Linked DNA regions of Homo sapiens: regions 1 and 3 are each linked to region 2. The links are chromatin loops, found by intact Hi-C in ENCODE. Cell type or tissue: GM12878. All regions are shown on one strand.

Region 1 (2,500 bases), 570 kb before region 2:
TTTGGCGTTTTCATCATGAAATCTTTGCCCCTGCCTATGTCCTGAATGGTATTGCCTAGATTTTCTTCTAGAATTTTATAGTTTTGGGTTTTGCATTTAAGTCTTTCATCCATCTTGAGTTAATTTTTGTATAATTTTGTTATTTTTGTATTAATGGAGGTTTTATTATTTTTATTTTGAAGATATAAGACCTATTTAAAGACTATATACTGTCATTAGATAGATTATTCCTATGCTTTAAAAACATAGAATTACAGGGCTTTCTGGATTTTTAATCCAATATTCTGCCCTTTGCTAATAATATACAAAAAAATTCCTCAGGAAAGTGTCATTTTCTATATTATTCTAAGAAGTTTTTGGGAAGGAAACAAAGAATATTTTCTAGATTCATATATCTTTAAAATTTTTTAATGTTTAAAAGTGAAGTCTTTTTAATACAATTGCACTTCACCTGGCATTATAACACCTAGTATCTTTTGTTAAGTTGTCTTTTTGTAAAATCTAGAAATAATCATCATAGTTCATATGAGTATGGCATCTTAGAGTTTTCCAAATGCCTTCACATAAAATATTTCATTTGATCTTTCTATCATTTCTAGTGAGGAAGATAGGGTAGGTATTTCTACAGCCACATCTGGATGAAGGAACTAAGGCTGAGGGTTGAAATGACTTGTCCTAGATCCTGATCACCTAATTAGTGAGTGGCAGAGCCTGGACATGACTGCACATCACTTGCTAACAAAACAAACCACCACCACCAAAAGCCTTAAGTAGAACTAGAAAGTAAGCAAAAACAAAAACATCTTACTAAAATATCAAATATCATGACCACCTTCTTTTTTTTTTTTTTTTTTTTTTTTGAGACGGAGTCTCGCATTGCTGCCCGGCTGGAGTGCAGTGGTGCAATCTCGGCTCACCGCAACCTCCGCCTCCTGGGTTCAAGAGATTCTCCTGCCTCAGCCTCCAGAGTAGCTGCGATTACAGGTGCCCACCACCATGCCCAGATAATTTTTTGTATTTTTAGTAGAGACGGGGTTTCACCATGTTGGCCAGGCTGGTCTCAAACTCCTGACCTCGTGATTCTCCTGCCTTGGCCTCCCAAAGTGCTGAGATTTCAGATGTGAGCCACCTTGCCCGGCCCAGGACCACATTTTATTCAAGATATTATAACAAGCTTTCCACCAAAAAATAAATAAATAAATAAAATGGAAAGACAATGTTAAGAATTTTGAATTTTATAGATATTTTCAAGTGCTTGGAATTACCAAAAGCATAGAGAGTAGAGCCAAATAGTTTTTAAAATTTGAAATGATTAGATTATTAATATTGGAAGGATTTTGTGTCCCATTTATTATCATTCTTTCTCTGCCTGCTGGAATGTGTTTTGTGCTGCAATCCGAGTGAAGTTTTAAGATCTACCCAGAGGCCAGGAGAGGGCAGTGTGAGCTCACAAAATAGAAGCCATACTTAACACACTGCTCGGCCCTGGCACTGCCTGGGTGTCATCTCATATTCCAATGTTCGCAACGATAGCAAAAAAAAAGTCAACACAATAAACTCCAAAGGAAGGAAGGAAGGAAAGAAGGGAGGAAAAATTATAAACCCTCACTATTGAATGAAGATAACATGAAAGAGTAGGAAGAAAATATTTTCAAATACTTGTTGGATATGGACTCTATGCTAAGTGCTACAATGAAAGAGACAAAATCCCTATGGTGAAGGAGAGACATGAAGAAACCAAACTCTGTTTTCAACTGGTCACATTCTTTGTGGCCTCGTTTGTTAATAAAATAAATACTTACTATCAGATGTCATACAAGGACTCATCTGGTCCCCAAATCCTGCAGGGCTTAGATGGCAGTGGCCTGGTGCAAAGGAAAATTTAAGCCCCCAGGTTGAAAGAGAATGGCAAACATGCCAGTGTTCATGCATACCCGATATAGTACATACCTATGAACAATACATTTCCATTGTTCGTTCTGTCAAGGGCTAGAAGAAAATATGCTCATGAATCTAGAGAAAAATTTTATTAAAAATGATCTTATTATTAACTGCAGTATTTTCTATTCCTATAATCCTACCATTCAACTTAGTTCATGTCCCCAGCATCTACTGAGGACCCTCTACGCTGAGCAGGGGAATATGGCAGAGCCTGTGGGAGGCACAGGAGCAGGGGAGGCAGTGGGATGAAATGTCCAAAGGTGGTGACAAAGTTGTATAAGTTATATAATAAAAGGAATACATAAAATGTCCAGCAAAAAAAGACATTGCTTCTGCCTTAGGGTGTTGGAGAATTGAGGAGTGATCGAGATGGACCTTATGGGATTTTGATGGCGGCAGAAGGTGGGATAGAGATTTGACAAGTATGAGGGGAATTTCAGGTAGAGGAAACACAGAGGTGGAGGTGTGGGGTATGTTTGGCGTGATAGTGAGAATCCATCTCCAATGCCCAGAGGACAAGGCATGGGATAGGGAGAGAATGGAGAAGGAGTGGCGTTCC
Region 2 (2,500 bases):
TCCACCTCAGCCTCCTGAGTAGCTGGGATCACAGGCATGTGCCACCACACCCAGCTAATTTTTGTATTTTTTGTAGAGATGAGTTATCACCATGTTGCCCCAAGCTGGTCTGAAACTCCTGGGATCAAGTAACCCTCCCACCTTTTCCTCACAAAGTGGGATTACAGGTATGAGCCACAGGGTCTGGCCTGAATAAATGAATTTTAAAGGAAATACTCCCAATCAGAGTGGAGCAAGTTTCTGAGGATTATTCATGCCTTGAAATCAATAAGTGTGAACAAGGCTCCAAGGGGAGGGAGCAGACCACAATTAAGCAATCCATAGCAACTCACCTATTTATTATATTTATATGGTGGATAAGTAATGGAGACAAACAGGTGTTGCGTGCAGGTTGGGAGATCTTAATGAGACTGGCTGAAGATAAACTTCCCAGGCGAGCTGTAACCTTGTGCTGCAAATAATTTCATTCAAAGTAAGAGCAGCTGGCATGTTTCGACACAAACTGGTCACCGACCCTTGTTTTTCAATTCCTATTTTTTTGTTTTGTTCTTTAATGGAAGAATTTTGGTGTTATTGTTGAATATCATCCAAACCAGCTGTGAAACCCAAATGATTTCCAGTCCTTGCCTGTAGGTCTGGACCTGAAAAAAAGCCTATCAGCTCTTGAGTGACAGGGAAATGTCCTGGCAGCTGTGTTCCTACTCCTGAGCGCCGTTTTAGGGCTGAGACTAAAGCTAAGAGCCGCACTTGAGACCACTCATCTCTTCAAACCTTTCTGTGCTGCTCAGAACCGAAAATCAATTTTATGTAGGAACAGTATGTGATTCCATATTGAGAAGGCCTGTACAGGTGAGTCTGTGCCCTCTGTCATGGCTGTAAACCAGGACATTGCATATTCATGCTTAAGGAGACCTGGCAGGACACCCAGACTGAGGAGCATGAGAGAACAGTGACACCCAGTGGCTAGCTGGCTGCATCTCCAATGTGCTGGGCACAGAGATGGCTGAGGGTGGAGCCCACTATGCTCCAGATCCCAACTTCTGCTTTTTGTCCTTTCAAGCTGGAGAACCCTGTGAAACTCCAGGAAAATTCTAATTGCAGACCAGGTTCTACCAATAATATTTATCCTTCCATATTCTCTGCTACACTTTTTACTTTCAGGATAAGCACCTATCTCTTGCTAGAGTTACTGTGTTTTAAATTGCATCATAAAATTTAATAAATGTTCATGTTCAACAGTTGATAAAATATAAAATTCCAAAATTCCTTTTTTTCTAGTTTTTCAGAATAAAGTTTGTTATTCAGTCAACAAATGTTTACTGTGTACCTACTAGGTGCCAAGCAGTTAATAAAACAGAAGTTCTTTTTTTTAATTATCATACTTTAAGTTCTGGGATACATGTGCAGACAGTGCAGATTTGTTCCATAGGTATACACATGCCGTGGTGGTTTGCTGCACCCATCAACCCCTCATCTACATTAGGTATTTCTCCTAATGTTATCCCTCCTCTAGCCCCCCAACCCCCAGCAGGTCCTGGTGTGTGATATTCCCCTCCCTGTGTCCATGTGTACTTATTGTTCAACTCCCAATTATGAGTGAGAACATGCAGCGTTTGGTTTTCTGTTCCTGTGTTAGTTTGCTAAGAATGATGGTTTCCAGCTTCATCCATGTCCCTGCAAAGGACATGAACTCATCCTTTTTTATGGCTGCGTAGTATTCCATGGTGTATATGTGCCACATTTTCTTTATCCAGTCTATCATTGATGGGCATGTGGGTTGGTTCCAAGTCTTTGCTATTGTGAACAGTACTGCAATAAACATACGTGTGCATGTGTCTTTATACTAGAATGATTTATAATCCTTTGGGTATATACCCAGTAATGGGATTGCTAGGTCAAATGGTATTTCTGGTTCTAGATCCTTGAGGAATCACCACACTGTCTTCCACAATGGTTGAACCAATTTACACTCCCACCAACAGGGTAAAAGCGTTCCTATTTCTCCACATCCTCTCCAGCATCTGTTGTTTCCTGACTTTTTAATAATTGCCATTATAACTGGCATGAGATGGTATCTCATTGTGATTTTGATTTGCATTTCTCTAATGACCAGTGATGATGAGGTTTTTTTCATGTTTGTTCAACATAAATGTTGAAGCCACATAAATGTCTTCTTTTGAGAAGTGCCTGTTCATATCCTTAGCCCACTTTTTGGTGGGGTTGTTTTTTTCTTGTAAATTTAAGTTCCTTGTAGATTCTGGATATTAGCCCTTTGTCAGATGAATAGATTGCAAAAATTTTCTCCCACTCTGTAGGTTGCCTGTCCACTCTGATGATACTTTCTTTTGTGGTGCAGAAGCTCTTTAGTTTAATTAGATCCCATTTGTCAATTTTGGCTTTTGTTGCCATTGCTTTTGGTGTTTTAGTCATGAAGTCTTTGTCCATGCCTATGTCCTGAATGGAATTAGCTCGGTTTTCTTCTAGGGTTTTTATGGCTTTA
Region 3 (2,500 bases), 200 kb before region 2:
ACTGTAAATTGATCTTAATTTTAGGAAAGGAAATTGACAATTATCTCAAAAATTTCATAGTTCTTAAGTAATTCTGCTTCTAAAGAAATACCATAATTAGACATAGGTTGACAAAGAAAAAATGAAAAATATAGACTTCGATTTGTTGAAGCAGATAGAAACTAATCTTACTGAGTATAGATTACTATTCTGACTTTAATGAAAGTAAATAATTCGACATTGAAAACTTTCTTATCAGCAGTTTACATTTGAGATTACAACATAAACTCAAATAGTTCAGGTAATTAATGTAAGATGAATCTTTTATTTGAATTATCAACAGTTATCTCAATTTATTTGCCTCACCTTCTATTGCAACCCTGATCATTGCTGATTTAGGGAACTGAGAAATGACTCGCATTATTCCTTTTACTGTTGGGCATTTCCTAGGTTTCACAATCCCTGGATAGGAAAAATTATAGGCTGAGAGAGAGAAAAAGAGAGAGAGAGAGAAAAAAAATGCCCTTGAAATCCAAACATGTTAAGCATATTATTTATAATGGAACATAAGCAAAAGGTAGAATTTTTAAAAACTGACAACCTTGCAACACCAGCAATTTCCTCTCCCTGATACATTTAAAGTTTTAATGAAAAAATAAACCACTTTTTCCAATGTTACGATGTAAACATAACATCATTCTGTATTAAAATTTATTTCATCTCTTTTTTTCAAGGAGGAGAAATAATGTCATTTTTCTTTGCAGAATAATTCTGAATTTTTCATGAGGGACTTAAAAATCTGTCAAGAAGATTATTAAATTAATAATGTAATAAATAATTTCACACTAAAGAAACAATTTAGCTCTAAACATCATACCATTTTGACAACGATCACCATTATCTGGGATTATATTGAACAAATTTCGTTCTTTTCTCCTAAATATGCCAAATCTTACAATGTTATACAATGACTAAAAAATTTTTTTCAATTCTGTATTCCACTACTCTTATAGGGAATAGTCTATACATGTTGATTTGAAAACTGAATTTTTCAACTTAAGCACTGGAAAAATGATACCTGTGAAAATATTAATTCTATTGGAGTTGTTTATATTCTTTTAGGTAGAACAGGATTACGTATTATCTTTTTTAAGAGAGTACTGTACTTTTAACAAAAATAAATAACAGATCAATAAAATTTTCTAATTTTCTCCTGGTTTTAAACCTAGGATATAGAGGCTTAAATGCCCAAAATAGGTTGCTATGTTGCATTGACATCTAGTGGATTATGGCAGCTATTACAAGGGTGAAGACAGCTCGCTTAGAACAATGCTAAAGCTGAAAGACGACTTAAAAGGTCACCTCTTGTCCAATCCAACATTTGGAAACTGAGGCAAAGAGAAAGTAAATTTGTCTGAAATAATTCAAGCATTATAAAGACATGTAAAGTAAATATAGTATTGCTTATGGTAAATAGAAACTCAATTTTAGGAGCAGAAAACAAATAGAAATACAGACTACAACACAAATTCAAATAGTTCAGGTAATTAATGCAAGATGAATCTTTTGTTTGAATTACCAACAGTTACTTCAATTTAATTGCTTCACCTTCTATTGCAACCCTCATCATTGCTGATTTAGGGAACTGAAAAATGACTAGCATTATTCATTTTGGGCATAGAAGATACAGTATTTTCCTCTTTTCTTACATGAAAGTTAGCATTATAGCATGCACAAAACTTATCTTGCTTTTTCCATTTAAGAATATGCATAAGTACACACATACATGTTTATATTTTCAAAATGAGATACTGGAAATTTAAATTAAATGTATTTGAAAGTGATTACGTGCACGGGGAGAGAGAGAATGGGGGAAGGGTTAGTGATGGAAGCAAGACTTTTCTGAATGGTGTGTTACATACGACTTCAGAATCATATAAACCTTTTACATTTGGAATCTTACAAATGTTCTATATTTTCTTTTTTAACTTTTATTTTTAAGCTCAGGGGTACATGTGCAGGTTTGTTATATAGGTAAACTTGTGTTATGGGGTTTTGTTGGACAGATTATTTCATCATCCAGGTATTAAGCCTAGTACCCATTAGTTTCCTGATTCTCTCCCTCCTCCCACCTTCCCCCCTCTGATAGGCCCCAGTGTGTGTTGTTCCCTTCTATGTGCCTGTTTTACACTTTCAAAAAATAAAATTAATCTAAAAAGAAAACAATCAATTCCCAACATAAAAATAAACTGAAATTAACACATTAATGGAATATCATGAAGGTGGTAACATGACCTTACAGAAGAAAGAATTATATCTGGTTACCTTTATGTTAGCTATAAAGTCTTAGTAGGATTAATGACAAAAAGAACTGTAACATTGTTTTAACTTCACTGAGTAATTTTCATTTGGATTTTATATTTTTTAACTAGTTTATACACATTATAGGACAAAGCAAATAGGTAACTATATTAATGTTGGTAGGAATCAAGATTTTCCGTGTAAGAGAAAAGGAAGACAA

What was found. Hi-C counts contacts between places; a loop is a spot of excess contacts. Peaks named below come from ENCODE experiments on the same cell type or tissue, not always from the same donor. Only the 100,000 strongest peaks of a DNase experiment are listed, where the experiment ranks them.
Region 1: a loop joins it to region 2, with 6 times the contacts of the local background. A loop is called at or near these places in 47 of 110 quality-filtered maps.
Region 3: a loop joins it to region 2, with 3 times the contacts of the local background. A loop is called at or near these places in 5 of 110 quality-filtered maps.

The regions. Positions count from the first base shown.
Region 1 is chr6:137,640,623-137,643,122 of GRCh38, reverse strand. No RefSeq gene overlaps it. Among named protein-coding and RNA genes, the nearest start is that of LINC03004, 24 kb to the left of the region's middle. RefSeq lists an enhancer at 1,502-1,551. In GM12878, a CTCF peak has its summit at 1,429 (motif pointing right); a DNase peak (open chromatin) is centred at 1,468.
Region 2 is chr6:137,075,174-137,077,673 of GRCh38, reverse strand. No RefSeq gene overlaps it. Among named protein-coding and RNA genes, the nearest start is that of IL20RA, 31 kb to the right of the region's middle. RefSeq lists an enhancer at 819-1,028. In GM12878, a CTCF peak has its summit at 961 (motif pointing left); a DNase peak (open chromatin) is centred at 923; H3K27ac peaks cover 358 bases.
Region 3 is chr6:137,270,539-137,273,038 of GRCh38, reverse strand. No RefSeq gene overlaps it. Among named protein-coding and RNA genes, the nearest start is that of IFNGR1, 52 kb to the right of the region's middle. In GM12878, a CTCF peak has its summit at 1,269 (motif pointing left); a DNase peak (open chromatin) is centred at 1,270.